Linked DNA regions of Homo sapiens: all the other regions are linked to region 4. The links are chromatin loops, found by intact Hi-C in ENCODE. Cell type or tissue: Calu3. All regions are shown on one strand. Region 1 overlaps LOC105373285 (a long non-coding RNA gene). Region 2 has its middle 130 kb from the start of POU3F4. Region 3 has its middle 1.0 Mb from the start of SH3BGRL. Region 4 has its middle 760 kb from the start of SH3BGRL.

What was found. A loop is a pair of places that touch in the nucleus more often than their neighbours do. Peaks named below come from ENCODE experiments on the same cell type or tissue, not always from the same donor. Only the 100,000 strongest peaks of a DNase experiment are listed, where the experiment ranks them.
Region 1: a loop joins it to region 4, with 2.2 times the contacts of the local background. A loop is called at or near these places in 3 of 110 quality-filtered maps.
Region 2: a loop joins it to region 4, with 5 times the contacts of the local background. A loop is called at or near these places in 5 of 110 quality-filtered maps.
Region 3: it touches region 4 in a loop (2.9-fold over the local background); 4 of 110 quality-filtered maps call a loop at or near these places.

The regions. Positions count from the first base shown.
Region 1 is chrX:81,491,625-81,499,624 of GRCh38, forward strand. LOC105373285 (a long non-coding RNA gene) reads left to right here. Exons shown (of 4, transcript XR_007068281.1): 4 at 6,296-6,672. Among named protein-coding and RNA genes, the nearest start is that of SH3BGRL, 290 kb to the left of the region's middle. In Calu3, no CTCF peak of the experiment used is centred here; no DNase peak of the experiment used is centred here.
Region 2 is chrX:83,631,420-83,639,419 of GRCh38, forward strand. No RefSeq gene overlaps it. Among named protein-coding and RNA genes, the nearest start is that of POU3F4, 130 kb to the left of the region's middle. RefSeq lists an enhancer at 3,593-3,942. In Calu3, a CTCF peak has its summit at 4,028 (motif pointing left); a DNase peak (open chromatin) is centred at 4,002.
Region 3 is chrX:82,215,453-82,223,452 of GRCh38, forward strand. No RefSeq gene overlaps it. Among named protein-coding and RNA genes, the nearest start is that of SH3BGRL, 1.0 Mb to the left of the region's middle. In Calu3, a CTCF peak has its summit at 3,130; no DNase peak of the experiment used is centred here.
Region 4 is chrX:81,953,600-81,961,599 of GRCh38, forward strand. No RefSeq gene overlaps it. Among named protein-coding and RNA genes, the nearest start is that of SH3BGRL, 760 kb to the left of the region's middle. In Calu3, no CTCF peak of the experiment used is centred here; a DNase peak (open chromatin) is centred at 4,512.

The sequences.
Region 1 (8,000 bases), 460 kb before region 4:
AACCTTTAGATAGAACATTGTCTTTCTAATATTTCAGTTCCAAGAAATATCTACTGGATGATACTTGAGTCACTTAGCTCATTTTTATGACTATTCTGGCCATTGTAAGCTGTTTACTGTTCTCTAGTTTATATGTTGTCTCAGTATACCATCAGTGGCCAGTCCTCTCAAGATGATAACTCAGCACTCTTAACCAATGACCAATATCTTTTTTAGGAAATGAAGGTGAGATATCTAAAATAGGCAAATTCATAGAGACAGACAGTAGATTAGAGGTCACCAGGGGCTGCGGGTAGATGATGGTAGTGAGGAGTTATTACTTAATGGTTATGAGTTTCTGTTTTGGGTGGAATAAATGTTTTGGAAACAGATAGTAGTTATGGTTGCAAAATGTTGTGAAAGTAATTAATGCCAAAAACTGTACAATTAAATATGGTTAAATTGACAAAGTTTATGTAATGTATATTTAAATACAATAAAGAAATCATCTCTGACCAACAGCAAAAGAAAACTAGGTATGAGCTCATATTGCTTCTTTCTTGTGCACCTCTGTGTTCAATTGTCCTTTTCTCTTTTTTGTCCATTTTACAGATAGTGCGGCAGATCTCACCAAAACTAGAGGCTGCTCAAATTGTGGTAGATCCCATCCATACAAGTATCCTCCTTGCTGCTCCCATGTAACCTAAAGGCAGCTCTCACCAACCTAAGGGGTGGCACAGGCAAGAACAGAAACACATATCAAAGTCAGAACAGGTTAAACCCGCAATCCTTTGTTAGTTCTCTCATCAATAATAGACTTCTTAAGATCAGTAAGTTCTACCCATGATTGAACTTCTGGTACCCTTAATGGCCAGCTAAAAGATAATGCCTCTCTAAAACTATTTCCTCTGTATTATTAACTCCCTATGACACTGCACACACCCTTACCTCAGCTCTTTTCAACACTACCACTGGCCTTCATCCCTACCATTCTACTGTTCCTTTGTGAACAAATCTCTTTACATTCTAAATTCTTATCACAGAATAATTTCTCTTCCTTTGCTTTAAAAAACATTGTTCTTTCACAGGATAAATAAAAATATTCCCTAGTGGATGCTATCTTTAATTTCACCATTCATATGGAATTGGACTGTGATGTGGAGATGGGATTCTCTTCACGTTTCAATAATTATTCTTTCCCTTTTATGTAAGAAACATCTCTTATCTTGATGTTTATACCACTTGATGATGTCAGTGCTATGCCCCTTTTTATAGTGCCTTGTTTGGAATGTAGAGGGTGGAGTAAAAGGAGATGTTAAAGATAAACTCTTCTATTTACTTTATCTTAAAGAATGGGTTACCATTATTTATCTAACCACTCACTTATGAAGATCTGATGTGATACCTTCTTTTCCCTTACTTTTATGTAATTCAATTAATTGCAAAGTAAAGGTTTTTTTTTTTTTTACCACTAAAGGTACATGTTGAATCCTATGACTTTTTCTATCATATCAGGAAATTTGTAATAATGCCACCATGATGCATTGCTTCTAATACAGAGTCCTTATATTTTTATCAATGTCTCTAATCTCAATTTATTCTATTTAACTATATACTGTATTCTTTCTCTTTAACTCAAAATATGTTTAACTCTATTCTAACTTTAGAATTATTTCACTTCATCCTTATGTTGTCTTTTTATTCACAGATTCAACAGATATTATTGATCATCAACTATAATCTAGGCACGGTGACAAAAACTAAGCTTGATATCTTTATCTCTTTTCTTGTTTTTCTTATCTGATACCTAGATTTGTATTTTATTCATTTTTTAACCTTTCATTTTTACACATATTGTCTTATTAATACACTCATTTGTTTCAATTATTGTCTTTAGGTATGTGACTCCATATCTATACGCAGCTCTTCTCTTGAGTTTCATGCTGTCATTTCAAAGTCCCTGCTTAATAACCTGCTTGGATAGTCTCAGAGAAACTTCAAGTAAAATATGTAGTCTGAATCAGGTTGATTGCCTGATAAAACAAATAATAATTTCCTAGATTCCAAATAATTTTAAAATGTTGGAACTATCAGACCAAAACTTTTACTTATTTATTTATTTATTTTTTTGCAGATTGACGAGGTAGACATTTATTTCTAGCAATTATCTGAGAATGTATAGGGTAGTGACAAGATATTCATTTACTTGTAGCAATTACCCTACATTTGTTGGCTGAAATAACTTTATATACTTAAAATTTTTTTCTCTATGTTTATTGTTCTTAAAAATTGCATTGAATTTAACTAACTGGAATGTCAAATTGTTGATGATACACCTCAGAGGATAAGCATTGTTGAGGTTGGAATAGGCATGAATCAAGAATTAATTCTAGTCCCTAATTTCCATGCAGCATAGAACTTATAGTTCATTGAATTCATTATAAATTAGTTTCAGTTTCTCCTAACACTGTTGATTTTATTTTGTGATGGAACTCTTATAATATGTAAATTATTATCATGATTTTGAGTATATTTTCTTTATGAAACTTTTATTTATTTCTACTTTTATTTTCTTCTACTTTTATTTTGGGTTCTTGGGGGTACATGTGCAGGTTTGTTACATGGGTAAATTTTGCGTTGCTGAGGCTTAGTGTATGAATGATCCTGTTACCTAGATAGTAAGCGTAGTATATAATACGTTGCCTTCCAGCCCACACTCTTCTCCCACTCTCCCCTCTCAAGTAGTCTCCAGTGTTTATTGTTCCCATATTTGTGTCCACGTGTATTGTGGTATTCGGTTTTCTCTTCCTGCATTAGTTCACTTAAGATAATGGCCTTCAGTTGCATTTTTGTTTACGCAAAGGACATGATTTCATTTTTTGTGATTGTGTAGTATTCCATGGTGTATATGTGCCACATTTTCTTTAACCAGTCCACTGTTGATGGGCATCTTGGTTGATTCTATTGCTGTTGTGAATAGGGCTGTGATGAACATATTAGTGCATATGTCTTTTTGATATAATTATGTATTTTCTTTTGGGCATATATCCGCCAGAGGGATAGCTGCTTGGAATGGTAGTTTTGTTTTAAGTTCTCTGAGAAATCTCGAAACTGCCTTCCACAGTGGATGACCTAGTTTACATTTTCACCAGCAGGATATAAGTGCTCCTTTTTCTCTCCAACCTCGCCAGCATATGTTGTTTTTTGACTTTTTAGTAATAGCCATCTTACTAGTGTGATATTCTATCTCATTGTGATTTTGATTTGCATTTGTTGAAATGTGATTGACACACAAATGCCATACATATTTAATGTATATACAACTTGATAAGTTTGGAGATAAGGATACACTTGTGAAGTCATCACCACAATCTATGTCATAAACTTATCACCTCCAAAAACCTCCTCCTGCTGTCTTTACTTATTATTATTATCATTAGTATTATTATTGATAATATAAGAACACTTCACATAAGATCTAAACTCTTTGCAAATTTTTAAGTAAACAATACAATATTGCTAACTATAGGCACTATACTGTACAGTTAATCTCTGTAATTTATTTATCTTGTGTAACCAAAACTTAATACCCTGTAACATAACAGCTATTCTGTGTTCCATGAGGTAGAGGTAAACATACTTGCCATAAATAGAAAGATAGACGTTATCGGAGAAAATATAAAATATAATACAAGAACAAAATGGAATATTTAGAACAAAAAGTTCAATATCAGCAATTTTAAAAATTGACATAGGAAAGAATCAGGGAAACTAAAAAGAAAATTACTAGATCACCAGAAATTATCCAAATTGTAAAAGAGAGAATAATAAAAATTGAAAAAATGAGCAATGGGACTTGTGGAACACTATCCAAAAGTAATTAGAATTCTAGAAGAAGAGAAGGAGATTGAAGTGGAAAATTTATCTGAAGACATAATGACCAAAAACCTCTCAAATGTAGGGAAAAGCATACATTCACAGATTTAAGAAGTTCAACAGTCTTCAAATAGAATAAATTCAGAAGAGGCTATGTCTATACACATCACAATTAAACTGCTGAAAACCAAAGCTAAAGAATAAAACCTTTAAATCTTCCCCCCAAAATAATAAATTACACACAGTGGAACAAGAGTTCAAACATTGTAGAAGTCTCATCAGAAACTATGAAGTCCAGAAAACAATGGAACAAAATCTTTGAAGTTAAAAAGAAAAAAAATGTCAACTGTGCATTCTATTTTCCTAGCACATCAGGAATGAACAATGGCATTTTCAGATGAAGGAAAACTAAGAGATTTCATCACGAATAGAGCTACTCTACAAGAAATACTAAAGTTATTTGTGAATATCAAAGAGAAGCTTGAATCTTCTGGAAGGAAAGAAGAACAACTGAAATGGTATTTATCTACCAAACTATAAAAGACTATTTTCTCTTAAGTTCTTAAAATATACACAACTTTGTAAAGTAAATATAACATAGTCTGGTGTGGTTTTCTGTGTATGAAAACATAATTTTTTGACAATTGTAGCAATAACATCAATAAAGAGAAACTAGTTGCAAGATTTCTACATTTGGGGTTAAATGGCACAATATTAACTTTAAGTAGACTGTGAATTGTTAAGTATGTTTATTGCAAATCATCAATCAACCACTGAAAAACCACACACAGGGTTATAGTAAACAGGTTCATATAAAAATAAAAATAAAAGTATCCAAATATTTTAAATATTTAAAAAGAAAATAGAGAAGGAAAAATAGAGGAATAAATAAACATAAGAGACACAGAGAAAATAAATAATACAATGGTTAGCATGTTCTCACTTATAAGTGGGAGCTGAACAATAAGAACACATGGACACAGGGAGGTGAACAACACCTACTGGCCTTTGTTGGGGGCAGGGGGAGGGAGAGCATCAGGGAAAGTAGCTAATGCATGTGGGGCTTAATACCTGAGTGATGGCTTGAGAGGTGCAGCAAACCACCATGGCACACGTTTCCCTATGTAACAAACCTGCACGTCTTCCACATGTATCCCTGAACTTAAAGTAAAATACAAATTTTTAAAAAAGATTTATAGTTGAAACCTCTGTTAAGCCTTGTAGTTAAGCAAGGCTGATAATCCCAGCAGTCAAAAGGACAGACTGTTTTGTCTATCTGGTTTATTCCTGTATTCCCAGAGCCTACGGGAATATGATATATTCAATGTTAAATAAATGTTGACTAAATGACATTTTTGTTACTCCAATAATAATAATAATAATAATAATAATAATAACAACAACATGATGGTTAACCTAAAGTAAAAATATTACTATTTAGATTACATTTTAACGGTCTAAACCACGTGTGTTCAACATTTTTTCCCTGGGCCACATTGGAAGAATTGTCTTGGGCCACACATAAAATACACTAACGCTAACAATAGCAGATGAGCTTAAAAAAAATCTTGCATAAGTTTAGTTGTATCTATCACCATAGGTAAGCAAAAAAAAATCTTGCATTCAAAGGGTTGGACACCCGTGCAAACACTTAATTAAAAGGTTGCCATTGACAGAGTGGAAAAAAGCAGTACTCTACTATATCTGTCTCTAAGAAACACACTTTCAATATAAGTATATAAATAGATTAAAGGTAAATATAGAGAAATGATGTCTTACAAATATTAAGCATAAGAAAGCTTGAGTGATATTTTAGTATCAGACAAAATATATTTCAAGACAAAGCAGGTTACCAGAGATAAAGAGAGACACTTCATAATGATAAATATGATGATGTATTAGGAAGCCATACAATTATAAATGTGTATGTGCATGCTGAAAACAGAGCACACTAAGATAGAATATTTGCATAACAGATATTAGACACAAGACTTGTGTCTGCAATATGTAAATATATCTTTCTACTCAATAAGAATACAAACCATCCAAAAAGGAAATGGGCAAAATATTTGAATACACGATGCAATCATGAGCCAAGTAATAAATTTCAGCCAAAAATAGACCACATACATGACAGTGGTTCCATAAGACTATAATAGAGCTGAAAATGTTCTTATTACCTAGTGACATCCTAACCATTGTAACATCACAGCACAATGTATTACTCATGTGTTTGTGGTGATGCTAGTGTAAACAAATCTACTGCACTGCCATTGATATAAAAGAATAATATAAAAGTTATGTATATATATAACACCTGATAATGATAACAAATGACTGTTACTGGTTTATGCATTTATTATACTATATTTTTATTGTATTTTAAAGTGTACTCCTTCTATTAATACTTATAAAATAAATTAACTGTGAACCTTCTCAGACAGATTCTTCAGTGATATTCCAGAAGAAGGCATTGTTATTATACAAGAAGAAAGCTCCACAAATGTGATTACCCCTGAAGATCTTCTTGTGGGACAAGATGTGAAGAGGGAAGGCAGTTATATTGAATATCTTGAACCTGTGTAGGCCTAAACTACTATGTGTGCTTGTGCCTTGTTTCTAATAATAAAAGTTAAAAAGTTTAAAAAAATAAAAATTAAAAATAGCAAACAAATCTTATAGAATAAGGGTATAAGTAAAGATATTTTTGTGCAACTGTACAATGTGTTTGTGTTTTCAGCTAAGTGTTATTACAAAAGAGTCAAAAGTTAAAAAAAATAAAAAGTTTATAAAGTAAAAAAGTTGCAGTAAGTTAAGGTTAAGTTATTATTGAAGACAGAAACTTTTAAAATTTAGTCTGGTCTAAGTGTACAGTGTTTATAAACTCTACAATAGTGTACAGTAATGTCCTAGGCCTTCACATTCACTTACCACTTACCAATTGACTCATAGCTACTCCCAGTCCTATAAGCTCTATTCACGATGGTAAGTGCTTCATGCAGGTGTATCGTTTTTTCACCTTTTATACCATATTTTTATTGTATTTCTTCTATGTATAGATACATAAATATTTACCATTGTGTTAAAATTGCCTACAGTATTTAGTACAGCAACGTGCCATATATGTTTGTATTCTAGGAGCAATAGGCTATATTATGTAGCCTGGGTGTGTAGTAGGCTAAACTATCAAAGTTTGTTTAAGTACACTGTATGATGTTCACACAATGAAAAAATAGCCTAAGGATACATTTTTCACAATGTATCCCTATTGTTTAATGACACATGATTTATACATAAAAATATATATAAATAGCCAATAAACACAAGAAAAGATGCTTAAAATCATTAGTCATTAGGGAAATGTAAACCAAAATCACAATAAGATACCATTACCTGTCCATTAGAATGTCCAAATTTTTCTTTTAAAGATCATTCCAAATTCTGTCAAGGATGAAAAGGAACACTGATACACCGTTTATAAAAATGTAAACTGGTACAGTGACTTTGGAAAACAGTTTGGCATGTCCACATGTTGTTAAAAATACATTTACCATATGATCTAGTGATACCATTGGACAGTATTTACTAAAGAAGAAAGCATATTTTCATACTTGTATATGAATATTAATAGCAACTTAATCTGTAATAGCAAAAAACTGGCAACTATCTAAATGTCCATTAACAGGTGAATGCATAAACAAATTGTGGTATTCTCACAATGAAATACTACTCAAAAAGAAAAAAAATATTGACATACATGACAATATGAATAAATATTAAAAGATTTGATTCATACTAAATTATAGAAAATGCAAACTAATCTCTAATGAGAGAAAACACATTAGTACTTGTCTTACACAAAATGGATGTTATGTGTCTGAGATGTACTAACTCAGTTCTAGGTTCTACATGTCCATCAGTGAACAGTACAAATGAGCTCCATACAATCCTGGAACTTAGTGCACTAAGCAGTGGAAGAGGCAGAAAATAAACAAATAAGCAAAAGTAAGCAAAAAATTACAAATTGTGGTATACTACTGTGAAAGAAAATAAAAAAATGAAGAATAGATAATACTGTGGGATGCCAGGACTTACTTTAAATCTGGTGGTCAGGGATACATTTTCTGAGTAACTAGCAGTAAACT
Region 2 (8,000 bases), 1.7 Mb after region 4:
CGACCCCTGTAGAGGCCAGCAGACCAAGTAGTGCTCAGGTCAGATTGGCCACATCTGATGGGTAAGACCACCCTGCAGAGTTCAGGATTGACAGTTCCCCTAGGGCTAAAGTCTCCTATGGGGACAAGTCAAGCCTAGGGTCATGGCCGTCTCTGGATGTGCTCTGCTAGAGATGCTCTCACACTAATCTCTCTGTGCTCCACATCAGCCTCTATGCTGCCCCTACCATTTCTCTAAGCAGCAATCTCTGCCACTCGAGTGTCCATAGTGGTCGAAGTATCTCCTCCTGCTGGAGTTCCAGAGGCCAATGGTGAGAATGCGTTGTTCCTTGCTAATTCAACTCACCTATTCCCCTGAATCCAATGGGGGGGGCAGGAAATGAGTCCAGGTGCACAATAGCCCCGTGTAGAGTTCCCATATTCCTGCCCGTTCAGCCCAGCTTCTACGACTTCCCTCCATCTTGGTGCCTTCCCTCTGAAGATTTGTTAGAAGTATGCTAGTAGTCTGGATCCCTCCCTGGCAGTTGTTCCACCTTGCTGAGTCTAGTCAGCCATCTTGGCATAATCTGAGGCAAGTAGTTTAAGACCAACCAGGGAACCATAGTGAGACTGTGTCTCTACAAAAATGAAATAAAACAAAATAAAATAAAATAAAAAATAGCCAGGGATGGTGGCATGCAACTGTAGTTTTAGTTACTCAGGATGTTGAGGTGGGAGTATGACTTGAGCCTAGATGTTTGAAGTTTTAGTGAGCTATGGCTACACTGCACTCCAGCCTGAGTGACAGAGTGAGACCTTCAGGAAAAGAGAGAGAAAGAAAAAAGAAATGAAAGAAAGAAAGAAGAAAAGAAAGAAAGAAAGAAAGAGAGAAAGAGGAAGGAAGGAAGGAAGGTAGGAATGAAGGAAGGAAGGAAGGAAGGGAAAGAAAGGCCAGATTCTAACACAGAATAACCTGGCATTTATTGCTGCTCAACACTTTCCAAATCTAATTTGAAAAGCTTATATTTATAGTGAAGTCCCTGAAGGGGACTTCCCCTTGGATGCTTTACAATCGATTTCTGGCTTAATCCAGGTCACCAGAGAATTGTTAATCTGGACTGCTGGGCAACTTTATTTTGACATAGTATAGATCAATAATATCTTTTACAGACATTTTGTCATTAAGGCATTGAATTAAAATAAGGGGAATTATTAGAAACAGCCTTTAAGAAACAAATTGCTGGATTTATTGTCAAGGTCTTGTTGATACTGCTCACAATGTCCTCTTGAAAACATCTCATGAGAGACTAGTTATCTGATGTTAGTAACAATATTTGTTGTTAAGATATTATAACTCATACAGTTGATAGGGTTTCCATCTGCACTGACAGCTCGAAAGTTCAGAATCAAATTTGCGGCTCAGGTTTAGCAAATGTGAAAAAAAATTTTGGCATACATTTTACCTCCTAACTTCATTCAGATGCTCTTCATCCAGCCACTGCTATCTCTTCATTTCTAAATCCATAAACTCTTTTCTAGCTTTGTAGAGACAGTTTGTGTAGTGGTTATGATCATGGCCTCTACATTTAAGTAGGCTGTATTTAAATCTACTTTTTGTCACTTACTATGTAGCCTTGACCTAGTTACTTATATTCTCTATACCTCAGTTCCTCCATCTGTCCAGTGGATATAATAATGGTACATACCTCCTAGGGTTGTTATAAGTATTACATTGGGGTAATATATGCAAAGTGTTTAGAACAGTGCCTGACACCCGGTACTATTAATAACCCAATTTCAGGGGATGCCATTTACATAGAATGTAGCATGAATGATGCTTTTTAGATTTGGACAATGTGATGACTCTGCTGATACATAGTGAGTACTCTATAGATGTTAGCCAATGTTATTGCTCTCACATGTTCATAGACTGTGCAGTTTTAATGAAAGAAATAAACCTATTTCCCTCACTGTCTCCACAAAAGAAGGTGGGCCCACAAAAACCCAGGTTGTAAGAAAACTTTCTAACACTTACTTCTAAGGCTACCTCATCTCTAAATTCAGCCAGCTTCAATCCCATTTTGTTACACTTTGTTTTCTACCAGGCCGTTGATTTGGGAACAGTATGTGACACCAAGTATTATATGTAAACATAATGCCAGGTAGATCATCTTGTTGAACATACGTGTTCATGTGTTGTTATGGTAGAACGATTTATATTCCTTTAGGTATATATTCAATAATGGGATTGCCAGGTTGAATGGTAGTTCTTTTTTAAGTTCTTTGAGAAATTGCCAAATTGCTTTTCCCAATGACTGGACTAATTTACATTCCCATCAGCAGTGTACAAACGTTCCGTTTTCTCCAAAACCATGCCAGCATCTGTTATTTTTGACTCTTTAATAATAGCCATTCTTACTGGTGTGAGATGGTGTCTCATTGTGGTTTTGATTTGCATTTCTCCAGTAATTAGTGATGTTGGGCATTTTTTTCACATGCTTGTTGGCTGTGTGTGTGTGTCTTCTTTTGGGAAGTGTTTGTTAATTTCCTTTGTCCTCTTTTTAATGGGGTTGCATGGTTTTTGCTTGCTAATCTGTTTAAGTTCCTTATAGATTCTGCATATTAGACTTTTGTCAGAGGAATATTATGCAAGTATTTTCTCCCATTCTGTATGTTGTCTGTTTACTTTGTTGATGACTTTTTTTTTTTGCTGTGCAGAAGCTGTTTAGTTTAATTATGTCCTATTTGTCAATTTTTTTTTTGCAATTGTTTTTAGCATCTTCATCATGAAATCTTTGCCAGGTCCTATGTCCAGAATAGTATACCACAGGTTTTCTTCAAGGGTTTTTGTAATTTTAGATTTTACATTAAAGTCTTTCATATATCTTTAGTTAATTTTTTAAATGGTGTAAGAAAGTAGTCCTGTTTCAATCTTCTGCATATGGCTAGCCAGTTATCCCAGCATCGTTTATTGAATAGGGAATCCTTTATCCATTGCTTGTTATTGTTGACTTTGTTGAATATCAGATTGTTGCAGTTGTGTGGCTTTATTTCTGGCCTTTTTTGTTCCATTGGTTTATGTGTTTGTTTATGTATGAGTATCATGCTATTTTAGTTACTGTAGCCTTGTAACATGGTTTGAAGTCAGGTAATGTAATGTTTTAGGTTTGTTTTTTTTTCTTAGGAATGCTTTGGCTCTTCAAGCTCTTTTTGGGTCCTGTATGAATTTTAGCATAATTTTCTCTAATTCTGTGAAGAAAGTCATTGGGAGTTTGATAGGAATAGCATTGAATCTGTAAATTTCTTTGGGCAGTATGGCAATTTTAACAATATTAATTCTTACTATCCATGAGGATGGATTGTAGGGACCAGCCCTACAGGGTCTGTGGGTTTTTCTACTCTTGTGCGGAAATGAGAGATTGTAGAAATAAAGACACAAGACAAAGAGATAGAAGAAAAGACAGCTGGGCCTGGGGGACCACTACCACCAAGACACGGAGACCAGTAGTGGCCCCGAATGCCTGACTGCACTGCTATTTATTGTATACAAGGCCAAAGGGGCAGGGTAAGGAGTGTGAGTCATCTCCAATGATTGGTAAGGTCACGTGAGTCATGTGTCCACCAGACAGGGGGCCTTTCCCTTTTAGGTAGCTGAGGCTGAGAGAGAGAGGACAGCCTACGTCATTATTTCTTCTATGCTCTTCTCAGAAAGATTGAAGACTTAAATACTTTCACTAATTCTGCTACTGCTATCTAGAGGGCGGAGCCAGGTGTACAGAATGGAACATGAAAGTGAAACAGGAGTGTGACCGCTGAAGCACAGCATCACAGAGAGACGGTTAGGCCTCCAGATGGCTGTGGGTGGGCATGACTGACGTCAAGCCTTCCACAAGAGGTGGTGGAGCAGAGTCTTCTCTAACTCTCCTGGGGAGGTCTGCTAAGTAATGAGTGCCTTCCCTAGGCACTGACGCTACTGCTAGACCAAGATCAGCTAAGTAACGGTTGCCTTCCCAGGCACTGGCGTTACCGCTATACCAAGGAGCCCTCTAGCGGCCCTGTTCGGGCATGACAGAGGGCTCACACGTCTTCTGGTCACTTCTCACCTTGCCCCTTCAGCTCCTATCTCTTTATGGCCTGGTTTTTCCTAGGTTATAATTGTAGAGAAAAGATTATTATAATATTGGAATAAAGGGTAATGCTATAAACTGATGATTAATAATGTTCATATATCATCATATCTATCTATAATCTATTTCTAGTATAACTATTCTTATTTTATATATTTTCTTTATTATATTGGAACAGCTTGTGTCCTCGGTCTCTTGCCTTGGCACCTGGGTGGCTTGCTGCCCACAATGGACTATTTTTCCACTTCTTTGTGTCATCTTTAATTTCTTTCAACAGTATTTTGTAATTATTTTCACGGAGATCTTTCATCTCCCTGGTTAACTGTATTGAGTAGGAGTGGCTAGAGTGGGTATCCTTGTCTTGTTCCATAAATTCTCAATGTTTTTGTAAAATGAAAATAATAACATGTATCTCATAAAGGCGTTTTGAAGGTTAAATATAAAGTACCTACAATAGTACCTAATACACAATGTACGACCATTATTAATGTTACTGGGAGAGGAGATGATTAACAGCTTATTGCAACCAGGCAAGATACAAATGATTCCATATTCAGACAAACACATCTATAATTATTAAATAAAGCTTCTGGTCTAGAGTAGAGTTTATATGCTGGAAATCTTCTCAGGGGCATTATTACAATGAGGATCTGAAGAATGCATTCCAGAAAATTCTAAAAATGTCTAAACCACTTCAACTCTTTGCAGTTCTCCCAACCCCAAAGATCAAGGCAAACCAACTCCTGGCAACCCAGTGTTCGTATTGTGCTTTCTGCAGGGTGTAACTGAAGAGAAGTAAAAAATGTCAGTGTGTGTTGAAAGATTACCTGGGGCTCACCAAGTTGCTTAGTATTCTCTCACCTATATTATCGCTTTCAGGAATGTTCTTAGATAAAGATGTAACCAAATTTTTTCCTATCTTTGTTGTCTATCTTCAACCTACTCCTAAATGTTCCCTCCCTCATCCCTTCAGCTGAAAGATGCACTACTAATTTGGGTGGTTGCTAATTAAGATCTTAAACTGTGATCCCCTCTCCTGGAGTATGTGAGTTTTCACAGTGTACAAAAAAAGATACATACACACACACATACGCATACACACGCCACTCAAAACTTTTAACATGTAACAGAATGACATTATAATGATGAAATGCATATAATATTGTATATAAGCATATATAAGTAAATGTAATTCTACAAATATATCTGTTTGCACTGCTGTTATATAAATGTGTCTGACTTTGAACAGAAATAAAATAATTTCTAATTTGAATGCTATCTGGAAGAATCTCCCACTGAATAATTGAGAGAAGTCACTTAATCTACAGTTACTTCAATGTTTCACTGTCAAATGAATCCCCCCTCTTTAGGTGGATGCAAAAGTAATTGTGGTTTTTGCCATTAAAACCACGTACATTGTGTATCAGGTACTATTACAGGCACTTTAATATTTAACCTTCAAAACACCTTTATGAGATAGTTGTTATTAAAAGTAATGACAGGAACTGCGGTCACTTTTGCACCAACTTAATACGTGTTCCTAAGAAGCTGCTGGGGTTCAAATTGCACACTTGCTGGCACACTGGAATTTTGCTGTCAAAATATTTTATGCCTTCATGTGTGGATTACGTATGATCCAAATAAGAATGTCTACATGAGAATGCCACTCCCAAAGCAGCCCACACCTGAGGTCTGCTATAGCATTTGTCCCTTTTCATTTGTTCTTCATGATGCACTGACATTTGTCATTCTTATTCAACCTCAATGACTCTCTAGGCTGATTTAGAATTAATAATACAAACTGTTTCTAGGACTGCTGTAACACAGCTGTTTATTTTATCATTTTATAGAATTAGAGCCCTAAATATTTTTGCTTAAAAATAAAATGAGTGTTAATTTTGGAAATATACAATTAATTCTGCCTTAACGTCCCTCAGGGTGTGTTTGTGAGTGCACATGCCCACACTTACATGCACACATGTTGTGTGTGTGTACTTCTAAATAGATAGAAACAGGCTTCCACACGTAGTCATGCATCATTTGACAATAGGTATATGTTTTGAGAAATGTGTTAGGCTATTTCATTGCCCTGCAAACATCATAGAGTGTTACTTCCACAAAGCTAGATGGTATAGCTTAATACATACCTAGGCTAATATGGTATAGCTTATTGCTCCTAGGCTACACACCTGTATAACCTAAATAGCATGTTACTGTACTGAATATTGGAGGCAATTTTAACACAGTGGTATGTATTTGTGTATCTAAATATAAACAAACAAAAAGTACAGTAAATATATGGTATAGAAGATTTAAAATGGCGCACCTGTCTAGGGCACTTACCATGAATGGAGCTTGCAGGACTGGAAGTTGCTCTGGGTGAGCCAGTGAGTGAGCGGTGAATGAATGTGAAGGTGTAGGGCAATACTGTTCGCTAGTGTAGACTTTATAAACACTATACACTTGGGCTACACTACATTTACGTTAACAACTTTCTTTCTTTATTAATAAATTATCACTTGCTTACTGCAACTTTTTAACTTTATAAATTTCTTAAACTTTCTGACTCTTTCGCAATAGCATTTACCTTAAAACACAAACACATTGTACAACTGCACAGAAATATTTTATTTGTTTATATCTTTATTCCATAAGCTTTTTTCTATTTTTAGTTTTGTAACTTTTTAAATTTTTTGTTAAATGTTAATACACAGACACACACATGAACCTAGGCCTGCACAATATCAAGATCATAAATAACCAATATCACTGTCCCCCACCTCCACATCTCATTCCACTAGAAGGTCTTTAGGGGTAATAACACACGTGGAGCTGTCATCTACTATGATAACAATGCCTTTTTCTGGAATATCTCCTGCACACCATGCCTGAGGCTGCTTTACAGTTAACGTTTCATAATAAATAGAAAAAGTATACTCTAAAATAACAATACAATGTGTAGTATAATAAATACAAAACTAGTAACAGTTGTTTATCATTATCAAGTATTACAACTGTACATAATTGTATGTTCTATATTGTACTTTTATAATGACTGTCAGTGCAGTAGGATTTTTTTATGCCAGCATCACTACAAACACATGAGTAATGTGCTACACTGTGACATTACAATAGCTACCATGTCACTAGGTGACAAAAATTTTTCAGCTCCATTATAACCTTCTGAGACCACTGTTGTAATATGTGGTCCATCACTGACTGAAACATCGTTATGCAGAACATGACTGTAATTATGAAACGTTAAATTTATTGTATTAGTTTTCTAGAGTAATCATAATGAAGTGCCACAAACTGGATGACTTAAACAACAGAAATTTATTGCCTCATGGTTTTCTGTCTCACAGGCCAGAAGTCTGAATACTAAGTGTCTGCAGGTTATTTTGAATTTAGGATCATTTTTTTTTAGTTATTTCTGTTTGCTTTTAAAAGTTTACATATTTTCCTTTTAGCAGTCTGCATTACAGCAGACTTCACTAACAGTTTTCCTTTAGGTTTTTAAAATAAAGTACAGGAAATGTCAGCACAAGTTAGTGTCATTTATTTTGAAAACTCAAGCCTCGATGTTTTTTTTTTTTTTTTTCCTTAGCTGTGCAGAGACCCCCTTAGGATTAGCTTTCAACAGAGCTTCCATTCCAGGCCCGGAAGAAACCTTTGATATTAATGTCAGCCCACTGGAAAAAGCTATCAGCATTCCACTAAAAGTTACAATGCTGAGTAATTCAGGAGAATAACTGGTCAAATCTGGTTGCCAATAGACTACTAAGTCTTCCTTAGTGACAGCTTTGGAGAAGTGCTGGGATAATGTGGTTGCCTCTATTTTTAGGTACCAGTCAGTCACTGGAAAAGGACATCTGTGCATGACTTCTATTTTATC
Region 3 (8,000 bases), 260 kb after region 4:
ATAAAGCCTACTTTATCATGGTGAATAAACTTTTTGAAGTGCTACTGGATTTGGTTAGCCAGTTTTTTGTTGAGGATTTTTGCATTGACATTCATTCAGGATATTTGCCTAACATTTTCTTTTTGTTGTTGTTGTTGTATCTTTCCAAGGTTTTGGTATCAAGATGATGCTGCCTCATAGAATAAATTAGGGAAGAATTTCTTTTTCTCAATTACTTGAAATGGTTTCTGTAGAAATTTTATCAACTTTTCTTTGTACATCTAGTACAATATGGCCATAAATTTATCTGGTCCTGGGCTTTTATTTGGTTGTTAGTCTACTTATTACTGATTCAATTTTGGAGCTTGTTATTGGACTGTTCAAGAATTCAATTTATTTTTGCTTCAGTCTTGGGAAGTTGTACGTACCCAGGAATTTATCCATTTCTTCTAAATTGTCTAGTTTGTGTGAATAGAGGTGTTCATAATATTCTGGGATGTTTACTTGTATTCCCTTAGCATCAGTGGTAGCATCCCCCTTGATGTTTCTAATTGTGTTTATTTGAATGTTCTCTCTTCCCTTCTTTATTTTTCTATCTGGTGGTCTATCTATTTAATTAAATTTTTCAGAAAACCAATTCCTGGATTTGTTGATCTTTTAAATGTTTTTTTGTTGTTGTTGTTTGTTTGTTTGTTTTTTAGTTTCCTTTAGTTTAGTTCTGATTTGGGTTATTTCTTGTCTTCTGCTAGCTTTGGAGTTGGTTTGCTCTTGGTTCTTTAGTTCTTTTAGATGTTATATTAGGTTGTAAACCTGAAAACTCTCATACTTTTCTATGTGGGTGTTTAGTGCTGTAATTTTTCCTCTTAACACTGACTTAGCTATGTTCCAGAGATTCTGGGTTCTTGCGTCTTTGTTCTCATTTGTTTCAAATAACTTCTTGATTCCTCCCTTAATTTCATTTCTTACCCAAAGTTATTCACGAGCAGGTTGTTTAATTTTCATGTAATTGTATGGCTTTGAGCAATATTTTTAGCCTTGATTTCTAATTTTATTTTGCTGTAGTCTGAGAGTGGTTGGTTTGATATTAGTTCTTTTGCATTTGCTAATTGTTTGACGTCCTATTGTGATTTCCAATTTAGAGTTCCATTTAGAGTTTAGAGTAGCCGTTACTACTAGATGTGTTCAGACAGGGGTTGATATGTGCCAGGTGGCAATGAGGAGAATGTATATTCTGCTTTCTGGGGCTGGCAAATTCTCTAGAAATCTATCAGGTCCATTTGATCCAGTGTTTATTTTAGGTCCTGAATATATTTGTAAGTTTTATGCCTCAATGATTTATCTAGTACTTTTAGTGGGGTACTGAAGTCTTCCACTATTATTGTGTAGGAGTCTAATTCACCTTGTAGGTCTCTACGAACTTGCTCTATGAATCTAGGTGCTCCTGGGATAGATGCATATATATTTAGAATAGTTAGGTCTTCTTTTTGAATTTAAAATATTACCATCATATAATGCTCTCCCTTGTCTTTCTTGATCCCTGTTGGCTTAATTTTGGTCGAACATTTGTATTGTCTGAAATTAGGATTGCAACTTCTGCTTTTCTCTTTTCCACTTGCTTGGCAGATTTTTCTTCATTCTTCTATTTTGAACCTATGTGTGTCTGTACGTGAGATTAAAGACAGCATATGATTGGGTCTTGCTTGTTTATCCAGCTTGTCACTCTGTGCCTTTTAATTGGGGCATTTAGACCATTTACACTATAGGTTAATATTGATATGTGTGGATTTGATTCTGTCATCGTGTTGTTAGCTGGTTATTATGTGAACTTGTTTGTGTGATTGCTTTAAGGTGTCACCGGCCTGTGTACTTAACTGTGTTCTTGTAGTGCCTTGTAAAAATCTTTCCTTTCCATATTTAGTGTTCCTTTCCGAAGTTCTTGTAAGAAAGGTCTGCTAGTAACAGGCATTTGCTTGTCTGAAAATAGTTTTATTTCTTCTTTACTTATAAGTCTTAGTTCGGCTGGATATGAAATTCTTGGTTGGAGATCTTTTTTTTCTTTAAGAATGTTGAATATAGGCCCCCCAATCTCTTCTGGATTGTAGGGTTTCTGTTGAAAGGTCTGCTGTTAGCCTGATGGGGTTCCCTTTTGCAGGTGGCTTGCTTTTTCTCTCTAGCTGTCATTTACAATTTTTCTTTCATTTTGACCTTCGGACATCTAATGATTATTTGTCTTGGGAAGATCTTGTTGTGTAGTATCTCACAGAGGTTCTCTGCATTTTCTTAATTTGAATGTTGGCCTCTCTAGCGAGGTTGAGAAAGTTTTCATGAAAGATATCCTGAAATAAGTTTTTAACATTGCTTACCTTCTCCCTGTCTCTTTCAGGTATGCCAGTGATTTGTAGATTTGGTCCATTTACATAATCCCATATTTCTCGAGTTTTTTTTTTTCATTTGGTTTCATTAAAAAAAAAAACCTTTGTCTGCCTCTCTTATTTCAGAGAGGCAGTCTTCAAATTCTGAGATTCTTTTTTTGGCTTGGTCTATTCTTCTGTTAATACTTGTGATAGCGTTATGAAATTCTTGTAGTTCTTTTTTTTTTAGCTCTATGAGATCAGTTAGTATCTTCTTTATGCTGGCTATTTTGTATATCAGCTACAGTATCATCTTCTTGTAATTCTTAGATTCCTTGCATTGACTGAGTTTTGATGTTCTCGTGAATCTCAATGATCTTCATTCATATCCATATTCTGAGTTCTGTTTATTTCATCACAGACATCTCATCCTTATTAAGAACTCTTGCTGGAAAATTAGAATGGTCACTTCAAGGACAGAAAACTCGAAGACTCTGGCCATTTGACTTGTCAGATTTATTTTGCTGGTTCTTTCTTATGTCTCTGTATGAGTGTTCTTTTAACTGCAGTGTAGATTGACTACATTCAGCAAAATTCTTTTCCCAATGTTTCCAGAGAGCAAACACTTTGCACAGGGTTTTGATTTGAAGCTAACTTGTTATCTTTGATTTCACAGGGTAGTACTTAAGCAAAGTATTTTTGTTGTTAAACATTTCAGATATGATCCAGTAGGTGGCGCTTAAGCATAATTGTCAGTAGGTAGGCTCTTGCTCAATCATGTGACTTCTCTGTAGTTCCTCACAGTTACAGCTGTGCTTTCTTTCAATGCTCTGAAAGTGTGGGCTTCTCTCTCACTTGAATGCTGGCTGCAGATCACGACTTGGCAAACCCAGGCTGCACACCACAGCTCTGGGTTGATCTCAGAGTTCATCTTACCTCCTCAACTTGGAGGCAATAGAGGAAGAGACCTCTAGGAAAAGATCCTCTGACAGTAAATGTGCCCGAGGGTCTTTCACTTTTCTTCTGGAGCTACACTCCAGAGAGACGTAGAGCTGCAATTAATCAGTGTGGTCATCCCAGAAGGAAGGGGTTGCACTGCGGGTCCAAGCCAGGGAATCCCTGCCTGGCAATGAGCAGGGGTGGTAGATGGGACCTGTGGGAGACAGACTGGCCTCCTTTACTTAAGGTAATTGCAGCTTGCTGGACGTGTTAATAAGGCACTTAGGGTCTTTGCACTTTCCTCAGTTTGAGGGGAGCAGGGGCAGTATCACTGCAGAGGCAGTGGCAGATGGGCTTTCAGTTGCCACTGGGAACTCCACCTCCAAGAAACATGAAGCCGTTACTACTGGGAGTGTTCAACCAGGGGGTGGTGTGGCTGCACTGCTGGCCTGAGCTGAGGGTTCTGGTTGTTGTGGAGCAAGTGGTCAAGGGCTCACAGGTAGGAGAGACAGGTCTCTTCTTAATGTGGTGATTGTGGCATGCTGTAAGCTTGGGTGTAGCCCTCAGGCTCTTTATTTCTTCCTCAGAGCAAAGGCAGCAGGGGCAGAACCACTGATGTGGCAATGGCAGAGGAGCTGTTGGTTGCCTCTGGGAGCCTCTCCCCAGGGAATTTCAGAACCACAACAAGTGGGCTTTCTCAGCCATGAGTTTGGTGGCTGTTCTGCAGTCCTGAGCTGGGGTCCCTGCCTGGTGAAGAGTGGGGGATGGGAGTTCCCAGAGTAGAGGGACTGGAGTTCTCTGTATATGTTGGCTGCTGTGCACTTGGGGTGCCAGCATAGCGACAAGGCCCTTTGTTCCTTCCCCTGCCTGTGGGAGCTTAAAAAGGTACCACTGCAGCTGCAATGCTGGAGGAGTTGTGGGTTGATTCTGGGATCTTCTCTTCGGAGAAAAGCTGAGCGCATTTGATTAAAGTGATCAGGTAGGAGCAAAGTGGTTATCCTGGAGTCACAGTTCATGCAGCCCCTCCCAATGAGGAAAAGTAATGTCTGAGACCTGTATGGAAGACAGGCCAGCCACTTTTCCATTAAGCAGCTGCACTGTTCTAGGGGTAGGCACCAGCCCCTTATTCTCACAGACTCTCCAGAGTCTGAAGGCAGCTAAAGCAAGGGCTGCAAGAAAGCAAAGATGACACCCCACCTCTCTCTCTGGAAGCTCTGTCCCAGGGAGGTGTGGAGCTGCTAGGGGCCTGATATTTCCAACTGGTAGTGGGTAGAGCTTCTGGTTGGGACCTCCTGCTGAATGAAGAAAAATGGGATCTGGGACCTGCATAATAAACAGTCTGGCCATTTCTCTGCAGAGTGGCAGTGCTATGCTGGGGATCTGCTCCAGTACTTAGTCACCTTGGACTTTCTAGAGCCTTAAGGCAGTAGCAGCAAAGGCTGCAAAATAGCAAATATGCTAGCCCAACCTTTCCCCTGAGAGTTTCATTTCAAGGAGTTGTGTAGCTGCTGCCAGCTCAAGAGCACTGACTGTGGGTGGCTGGAGTCCCAGGCCGGTGGGTCTTTTCCTGAAAGTTTCCATGAAAGTAAAGCCTGCTTGTCACTGTTGCTCAGCCCCGTGGATTCAGCCCCTTTCCTCGGGCATGTAAGGGATGCTAACCTGCCCCTTTGCTGGAGATGCAGCTGCTATTGCCACAATGCCCAGGGATCCAAGGCTCCCAGGACTCAACGTGTGCCTGAGTGATGGCTCTGCCAAGACTCCACTTAGCTCTGCATGTCAGACTGAAGGCCCTGGTGGAGCAGGTTCACAAGAGGCTTTCCTGACACCAGGGTTGCAAGGATTCGTGGAAGAAATGTAGGCCCTTGGGGTTTCTCACTCACTGTTTCCCTGGGCAGGAAAGCCTCCCCTGTCTCCATGTTACTCCCATGGGGTGGGGGGGTTGGGGGGCAGTCATCCTGTCTTTCTCTTCTCTGTTCTCCATGGGTCAAGTTGTTTCCTTGATAAATTCCAATGCATACGTGCACCTGGATGTTACAGTGGAAGGTGTAGTATTCACTTGCCTAGTATTTCTTTCTATGAGAGCAGGAAACACTAGCAACTTCTGGTTGACCATCTTCCCTCCCTTGAATCTATTTTTTAATAGCTGTACTAATTCAAATTTCAATCAATAGTGTGCAAGATTTCCCTTTTCTTCACATTCTCACCAACACTTATTCATCTTTTTTTAATAGCCCTTCTAACAAGTGTGAGGTAATATCTCATTGTGGTTTTAATTTGCTCTTAATTTTGTTTAGCAATGTTGAACAATGTTTTTACATACCTGCTGGTCATTTGCATGTCTTCTTTAGAGAAATTTCTATTCAGATTATTTCCTTATTGTTTAATCAGGTTTACATTTTTGCCATTGAGTTGTAGGAGTTCCTTATATGTCTGAATATTAACCCCTTCTCACACCAATGACTTGCAAATATCTTCTCTGATTTTGTAGGTTTCCTTTGCTATGTTTATTGTTTCCCTAGCTGTCCAGAAGATTTTCAGTTTGATGTAATCCCATTTGTCTATTTTTACTTTTTTGCCTGTGCTTTCGGGGATAGATATTAAAATAATCATTGCCCACTCCAATGTCATGAAACATTTATCCTATGTTTTCTTCTAATAGTTTTACAGTTTCAGGTCTTACATCTAAGTCTTTCAACCATTTTTAGTTAATTTTTTGTATGGTGTGATATAGGGGCCTAATTTGATTCTCTGCATGTGAATATCCACTCTTCCCAGCACTATTTCTTACAGAAACTATCTTTTCTCCATTGTGTATTTATAGCAAATTTGTTAAAAATCAATGGACTGTAAATGCCTGGATTTATTTGTTGGCTTCCTACTCTATTCCATTCTTCTAGATGTCTTTGTTTATACCAGTACTATGCTGCTTTGGTTGCTATAGCTTTGTAGTATATTTTTAAGTCAGATAGGGTGTTATCTTTAGCTTTGTTCTTATTGCTCCAGATTGCGTTAGCTATTCAGGGTCATTCGTAGTTTTAAATTAATTTTAAAATTGTTTTTTCAACTTCTGATAAAAATAGTGTTTATATTTTGATAAGAATTGCATTGAATCTGTAGATAACTTTGGGTAGTATGGGCATGCTAACAATATTAATTAGTCCTACACACAAACACACAGGATACATTTTCATTTATTTATGCCTGCTTTCATTAATTTCTTCATTGTTTTACAGTTTCAGTGTGTAGGTCTTTCACCACTTTGCATAAATTTATTTCCAAGTATTTTAATGTTTGTGGCTATTGTAAATGTAATTTGCTTTTTGCTTCTACTATTTAATAGTTCAAGGTTAGTGTACAAAAACTCTACTCATCTTTGTATGTTTACTTTACAAACTCCAAATTTACTGAAGTAATTTCTTAGTTTCAACAATTTTAATAATTTCGTATAAAATATCATGTCATATTAAAAAGGCAATACTTTAATTTTTTTCTTTTCAATTGAATGTCTTCTATTTCTCCTCCTAATTGCTTTGGCTATTACTACCAATATTCAAATAAAAATGTTGAGCGTAGACATCTTTGTCTTTTTTCTGAACTTAAAAGAAATGTTTTTAACTTTTTATCATTGACTATGTTAACTGTATGTTTGTCATATATGGCCATTATTGTATTGAGGCACATTCCTTCCAAATTTAAATGTTTTAGAGTTTTTATAGGAAGGAATCTTGAACATTTAACAAATGCTTTTTCTGCATCAGTTAAGGTGATTATTTTTTGGTCATTATTCCTTAACACATAGTACATCTTATAAATTTGTGTATGTTAGACCATTCTTGAATCCTTGTGATAAATTTTACTTGATCATGGTAAATTATTCTTTCAATGTGCTGTTGAACTCCATTTACTAGAATTTTGTTGAGAATTTTGGCATCTATGTTAATCAGGGATATTGAACTGTAACTTTCTTTCCTTATAATGTCACTATCTGGTTTGTGTATCAGGGTCATGCTGGCTTTGCAAAAACAGTTTGGAAGTATTCCTGCTTTCTTAATTTTTAGAAAAGTTTGAGAAGGTTTGGTATTAATCTTTCTTTAAATGTTTGGTAGAATTCACCAGTGAAACCACAAAGTCCTGCACTTTCTTTGAAGAGACATTTATTACTGATTCAGTTTTTATACTCATTATTGGTCTGTTCAGATTTTCTTTCTTCCAGATTTGGTCTTGGTGGGTTGTACTGTTTCTCAGAATACAGTCATTTCTTTCAGGTTATCCAATTTTTGTTATATAATTGTCCATACAAAACTCTCATGTTCCTTTTTACTTTTTGTAATATCAGTTGTAATGTCTTCTTTTTAATTTTTTAATTTACATTTTCTTTCTTTTTATCTTTGTCTACCTAAGATTTTTTTCATCATTTCAAAAAATAAATTCTGCTTTATTGATTTTTCTATCGTTTTTCTGGTCTTCATTTTATTTATTTATTCTCTGATCTTTATTATTTATTTTTTCAATTAACTTTGGCCTAGTTTGTCTTTCTCTTTCTGGTTCCTTGAAGTACAATAGCAGGTTGTTTATTTGAGATCTTTCTTCTTTTTCAGTGTAAACATTTGTTGCCATAATCTTTTCTCTTAAAACTACTTTTAATGAATCTTATTTGTTTTTGTATATTTCCATTTTATGTTTTCTTAATGCATTTTTAACATTCCTTTAATTTTTTTTTGCCCATTGGCT
Region 4 (8,000 bases):
ATGTTATTGATATATGTTCCCAAATCATGGGAAGATCCTGTAATTCTAATATAACATAGTGTATATTATCAGTAATAATTATAATTGTTATGTTAAATTATTATGTGCCACAGAGGTAAAAATTTCCTTGTCAATTCTGTCTTTGACTATGCCTACCCTAAAACTTTTGTCATCCACAGACAGTTGTTTTCTTGTTTTGGTCCTCTTTAGAGGGTGGTTTCATAATCAGCTAGAAAACTCTAACAGATGCTCTTGAATGCAGGTTTCTGATAGTTTTGGAAATTGTAATATCAGAAAAGAGAAAAAACTTTTGGGACTCACCAACAGCTGAAATGTTCTTGAATATCAAGCAGAAAAGCAATTAACTGCATGAAGTGAACTAATAAAAGACTGAAGTAATCTTTTTAACTTTTTGCTTAAAACATTGCTGATCCTTTGTTTTGTTTTTTCATGGTCAAGGAAACTTTTTTTGAAAAGTATTTCTTGGCGCAGAAAGGCAGAAAAGTATATATGTGTATATATATTATATATATATTTATACATATATACCTTTTATATATAAACAGTATATATATACTTTTATATATATATATACACCATATATATGCCTTTTATTTTATATATATATATATAGTTTAAATATTTTTAGTAGCTAACAATGAGGGGTGGACAGTAGATAAGAACAAAGAGTTTATTCCATGTAAACAGTACCTCTCTCTTCATGGAACCACCTTGAATTGTGTTGTCTGTGTAGCTTCCCTGGGATCAGTTAAGCAAAAATAGAAATGGTTAAAGACATGCTAATCATGCTGATTAGAAGAAATAGATTATTAAAGGGAATGTGGTCTGCTGCTCAACCAAGTCAGAGTGAGTTATTTCTCACTCAATTCTGACTGGTTTAGGAGATATCTTAATAACTGCTGGATAAGTTTCTCTGAAAATGTGAAAAATCATATATCTGGTGACTTTTTTCCACTCACATTATCTTGACTCTCCCTCTATAACTTTTTTTTTTCATGAACATTATCTCACCCACAGATGACAGGTAGGCTTGGTATCTAGGATGAAATCATCTTATACCTACTGAGGTAAGTTTGTAGCAATGTTATTTTAGAGCTAGGTGGCTACATTTTATGACATTATGTCCTGACTCCTGGAATGGGGTTGGGAACAACATGAAATTTAGAAGCTACTGTTAGGTGTACCTAGGAAATGGCCTGGTTGTTCCAATTGTGCCCTTGGATTAAGAGCATCATATCAAATAAAGCAATCACAGAGTTGTAAACATAAGCCCTCTCATAGGTTCAGAGCAGGAACTCTCAATTGCTTGTTACTAGATAGGACATAGGGAGGATGAGTGATAGATAGCTAACGACAGAACTATGGCCTAGAGGAAAGAAACCATATTTGAAAATACAAGTGGGGAATGATGCTTAGTAATCCTGTGTGTTGTGATGGCCTTTGTGGGGATGGACTGATGAGGCGAGAAGAAAGCAGGGTCTTCCTGAACCTACTCGTGAAGCCGTAGGCATTCTTGACATTTCCACCCTTGTGACAGCTGGTGGAAGTTAAAGAAATCACAGATTAAAAACAAACAACAACAACAAAACAGAAGTGACTTGTGAATACCTGGCAACATTTCTTTTTGTTGCATAAGTGCAAAAATAGAACTGTGAATAATGAATAGAAATGAAAAGTAATTACATATCCAGCACAAGGAACAATAAGTTACTCCAAAAATGGAAATGACTACTTTACACAGTTGTGAGCTAACTGCCATTGGAAGTGTTTAAGCAAAGACTACCAATAATTATCAGTGATGCTATACATTTGTTGAGTGGTTGGATGGATGGCTTATTAGTTTGTTCTCATACTGCTGTAAAGAAATACCCGAGACTGGGTAATTTATGAGAGGTTTAATTGGCTCATGGTTCTGCAGGCTGTACAGAAAGCATGATGCTGGCATCTGCTCAGCTTCTGAGGAGGCCTTAGGAAACTTGGAATCATCCTGGAACGTGAAGGGGAAGCAGGTTTGTCTTACATGGCTGGAGCTGAAGGAAGAGTGGGGAGGTGCCATATACTTTTAAACAGCCAGATCTCCTGAGAATTCACTCGCTATACAATACCAAGGGAAGATGGTGGTAAACCATTAAAAATTGCCCCCATGATTCAATCACCTCCCATCATGCCCCATCTCTGACACTGGGGATTAAAATTTGACATGAGATTTGGGCGGGGACACAGATTCAAACCATATGATATATCCTTCTTACTCTAAGACAATACAATTTTGAGGAATATACCTGATGAAAATAATTAAATAATGGATTCAATTAAAGCATCAATACAATAACCACTAAAGAGAATCCATGTTTCTACAGTCCATAGTCTATTTTCAGTCCTCTTGTTATTTGATTTTTTAGGAGCAGTGGACACAGTTGATTACTCTCTAATTCCTGAAATACTATATTCACCTGACTTCTGGGAAACCACTCTCCCCTGGACTTCCTCTCATTTTTCTGATTGTTCCTTCTCAGGATCTTTCTGAATTCTCCTCAACTCTCCATCTTGCAAGCATTGAAGTGCCCCAGCACTAAGTTTTGGGTGTCTCTTTTCTACTTACAGTAACTCCCTTAGTGACTTCATCTAGGATCATGGTGTTAAATGCCATATATATTATGACTCTTAGATTTATATCTCCTGTCCAGACCTTGCTCTGAACTCATGACTCATGTATTCAGCTGTTTACTGAGCATCTCCAAATGCATGTCTTAGATATCTCAAAAGGAATGTGTTTTTCCACTTCCAGCAATATGGACTACCCATAATTTTCATTATTCATTACACTAAGCGCAGCTGAAAACCCTTGTCGTTATATATATATATATATACACAGATTAGGAAGGCTCTAAAAGGTAGAGAAAAGAAGACAGAGCTATTAGGAACTTCGGGATGTGAAGAGGTGATACCTGGAAACATCAACAGGAGCAAACAACAATCAAAAAGTCTTAACAGAAGTCTGTCCTCTCTAGCAAAAGGACCAGGAAAATGACAGCCTAGCAAGATAGAAAAGATTTAGGTAATATTCATTCTATTTTAGCCAAATGTCACAAGAAAATCCTGTGGCCCCACTCTATCCACTTAAGCAAAGGCCAAGTGAGGAGCCTAGAGTTCAATCCTCAGGAGAACATAATGAGGCTCCCTAACACACCGATAGAGAATGAGAAAAAAATTGTCTAATATTCTCTTGACTCTCTCTAGCTATATAGCCAAACACCCATGCTTTCTGTGGTTCAAGCCCCAGGTCCCAACGTGAGTTTCAACAATAAATTTCCTTAGCGGTGACAGAAAAGAGATATGAATAATTTTTGAATAATGCAACAAAATTCAGACATCTAAATTTTATTCTCTTCCAGGTAATCAATACGGCCATCTCCTCAACTTATTCTCATGTTTCTGGCAATGCTTCAGTCACCCTTGAAGTTTTTTTTCATCTTTTACAATTATCTTGTGAGCAAATGATAAACCACTTTTTATTGTTTTAATAAAGTTTCTATCAACAGACAAACAGATAAATCTTTTTAAATATCCTTGGTGTTGATAAATATTTATCCTAGAAACTATGCTTGAATATTTAGAAATTCTAAATTGGATTTAGAATTCAATATGCTGAATCATATAGGAGCTCAAACTGAATAATGCATCCGTGGATCAAAAACATGGTATTACCAGAAAATAATAATGGATTTTTGGCTCTGACTACACTTTCAAAAAGGAAGTTTTGAAAAGGTTCACAGCATATGAGTGTAGTTTTTCAAAACAACTGTTTTGAAGAGGACAGTATTTCTTTTCTTTGTGGGTACTGTGTGTGTGTGTGCGCGCGTGTGTGTGCGTGTGTGTGTGTGCGTGTGTGTGCGTGTGCGCGCGTGTGTGTGCGTGTGTGCGTGTGCATGTGTGTGTGCATGTGTGCGTGTGTGCGTGTGTGTGTGTGTGTTTTAAGCTCCTTTATTACACATTTACAGTTTCCTTGCGAGTTTCTTCGTTGCACCAAAGCTTTCAACATCTGTACACAAGAAAAGACACTGTGTTTGGAAAGAATGAGCCCTGTTATGAGAAAACTTCTTTCAAGATTTCCACAGTTTTCAATTTCCTTTTTTAGCTAACTTTTGTCTACATACATAGGCGTACAGAAAGTGACATAAACAATTTCGTGTACATATCATTTCTGAATATCTGGTATTTGAACAATTTTGCAATGCTTGAATATATGTATGCACTCTTTGAAAATCATTATCTCTTATTTGTGTCTAGAATCTGTAGCCAGTAGTACTGCTTTTTAGATAAGCAGTACGATTCATGAAAATCTTGTTTCCTAACATTGTTCCTATAAATAAAATGTTGGTTGACACAGATTCATAAAGTATTTGGTAATTCTTTGTTGACTGCTCCCTTATGGCTAGATAGGACAGAATTTCTTTCTTCTGACCAGGAGAGGGCACTGGTGTTTCTTGAGTCAGCAGCTCCAGGGTAGAGAGCTAAGGGAATTTAGAGAGGTGTTTTCTTCATTTCTAGCACTCTAGCTACTTTTTTTGTTGTTGTGAAACTTGCATTCATAATACATATGAATAGCTTAACAGGAGAGCTTGACAGGAGCTAGGAATCCATTAACAGTACTTCTGTGTGTCAATTATAAGGAAGACCTTTTGCTTGACTTTAAGAGCTCAGCCATCTACACATTTGCCAGAGTGGAAATCAGGTTAGATCTCAGAGGCTCCCTGACTTTGTGCCTTGTTTGGGAGGGATTGAGAAAAGTGTCTGGGAAAACTTGCCTTAACTGGACTAAATGGCAAGAGGCATCAGAGTACTTTAGAAAGAAAATAAATTGTAAGTGCCTAAAGTATTCTACATGCTCTGAGTATTTAACTACAGTGCTTTTTTTTTTCTTAATACGTGGTCATTTGGAGTCACTGGTCTGAGTTCAGATAAGCACTTTTTAGGCTCAGCTGGGAACTTATTAGGTGAGAAAGCTGAGATTCTGTTTTAAAAAGTCACCCTTCTGTGCTTCAGATGTTACACTTATTGCTTAGCACCATGTTTCTAAGTGGGTGCAAAAATCAGAATGTGCTTTATTTGACTGCTGTTATTAACCCAGTGGAAAGACTCTTGCATTTCAGACAATGGAGAATTATTAAGGTCAACTCAGGGTGTACGTGTAGCAGGCAAATGGTCAGCTGGTGAAATTCATGGGGAAAAATCCTACATTTTTTCTTATTGTTAAAATCACCCCTTTAAAGAACTCTTTCTCCAAAATTGTCCTGTGAAAATGCAAATATTTGACTCAGGAGAAATACATTAACAGTTTAGTTAACTAAAGATATGTTTTATTTTATTTTATTTATTTATTTACTTATTTTTTTGTGGGGGAAACGCAGAAGGCAATGCGTTTGGAGCACAGAACACTGCATGGAGTCATAAGGCCTAGGAGGCTTAGTAGACTCTGGGCAGCCTGATGTAGCAGGGACAGATTTGATGCCTAGTGATAGATCTGAGGTATTGGTCAGGAGAAAGCCCAAGGTAAATTTTGTTTATACTTGTCCAGGCTTCCCCGACAACTGCTCCTGTACAGCACCACCTTTTGGGTACTATCCAATGCAATTTTAGATTTTTTGAAACTTAGGTTATTGACGATGATTTCAATTATGGTCCATTTCTGAGTAAAGAATTTAAATTTCGACTTGTCCTTCCTGATTTCAACGGGGCTTTTAAATGTTATTAAAGTATAAGTAAATACCATGTAAATGAAATTATATATAGAGTAAATGAATGTCATACTAATTAGAACACTATATAACTTGCTATATTATTAATTACTATATTATTACTATCTTTATAAACTATATTACCTGTCCTACCTACCTCACTGAGATGTCATAGGGTCACATGAAAGAATGAATATGAATACACTGACAAATAAAAATTACTATACCATATACAAGGTTTATTGTTTCTGTTGAGGCTTGAGATAGTTTGTCCATGAGCCAAGGATTACAAAAGGCAGCCAATCTTATAGGAAAAAGAAAAACACACAATACATTTATATTTGAATCCATATTGTGTGATAGACACCTTTGAGATCAGTTAGTAAGAATATAGCCTGAGATGAGTGTGAGTTCTACAAATAGCATTCTTGCTAAATTGGTTCTACAACAATGAAAACTATGGCTATAGCAACAAAATAATTTACAAGGACATGTATAACAAAGGAAGGACAGTGGAAATTGGAAAAGAGGAAGCTTTATACACTTAAGTAAGACCTATTTTTTCTTTGGGAGACCTAACACACAGGAAGAAACAAGTAAGCTTCTATTGTAACGTTTTGCTTGCAAATTAATTTCAAAACTAGTCTTTGACAGTTTTCAGTCATTGAAAAATATTATACACTTCCTAGTGCCACAGAAGAAGGGCTGTAATTAACCAACTCCAATGCATACCTTTCTGATTGATAACCTGAGGTTGCATGAGTTTGTGCTGACAATTTACAAATAGCTCTGTTAAGACCTATGTGCAGTAGCTGTAGATGCACAGCCATTAATCATAGCCATCAGCAGGCCTCCTGGAGTGGTTTACAGCAGCTTTTAATGTATGTTTTGCTAATTGAAAGTTACAGTGGTGCTGTAAATTCCCAGATGAATAACTACTTCTGTGTTGATTGCCTGTGGAGGAAAATCCCTCTAAATTTTCCTCTGGAAGGTCAGTTTAAAAATATGAGAATGATACTATTACCCACTTCTAAAGCCTCCAAAACTATAAAATTCTGTCTTAGTTTTTTTTTATCTTTTAAAATCAAGGTAAAACAAACGAACAAACAAACAAACAAAAACAAAGTGAAATGTCCCAGAATGGTGTAAAATTACAATTTTATTTATCTTTCCCTAAAACTATACTTAAAATGGTGTCCTTTTTTGTACAGACGGCTGTTGTTTAGTTCATTTTTGTGTGTAGTTACTTGACACAGACCATTTTTCCTGCCTCTCAGGTGGCTCATGTAGAGAGATTCTTGTTCATTATGCAAAAATTCTTTTTAGTATCACAGAGGCATAATCATCAGAAAACCTGAGAAACTACTTACCCAATAATCAAATTTTGGATTTTTGTCACTTTCATTACATTTTAAGAAACTTGCTTTCATTGAGTTGCTTTCTTGGCCTTGATTCATAAACTTACAAAGGACGAATGTTGCTTTCAGAACGACATCATTAAGAAGTAGCACCTAGTCAGAAAGTGATATTCTCCGACTATTAACACTAGAATATTGATCATATTAATCAGACCCTTGAAAAATGTATAAAGAATCATTAATGATAAATCCATAAGTTGACAGTATGTTTAATTAGAAAATAACAATTTGTATTTTCTACATAGTTAATGGTACTTTTATTAAGGGGACTTAGAGAACTCAGTTATCATTAAAGGGGAGAGTTACCTAAGGTCAATAATATGAATCCATCCTAAAGTGCCTGTGTTTCAGATGTTATAAATTCTTATCACTTTAGTCAACTTAGTTGTACCAAGTAATCTATATATGAAGACAAAATTTGTCTTATTCCTTATACCAACAGAGCCTAATGTGTGTTACTTCCCAAGGTATGATGAAAGGAAATGTTGAAACATTACATACACCATAACATTAGGTATGTTTTAGCACACCGAGTCACTTACCAGTGACTGAATCACTTTAATAAAAATCAATAGTTTTCTTTACTTAGTACATATTTTTTTCACATAGAGTCACATATTTACTTCCAAAATCTCCAGTTTTTTTAAGATCTTAGTTAAAAGTACTTGTTAAAGTTATAATTTAATTATCTCCCTGAAATATAATTGTGGTTTACAATTGATGTTGTGTCAATGCAAATAGTCACAAAATATGTGTCCCTCTATATGTGTTTTACTGGTTTAGCAAAGCTAAGGGAAGCTAAAGTTAAAAGAATTCACGTGAT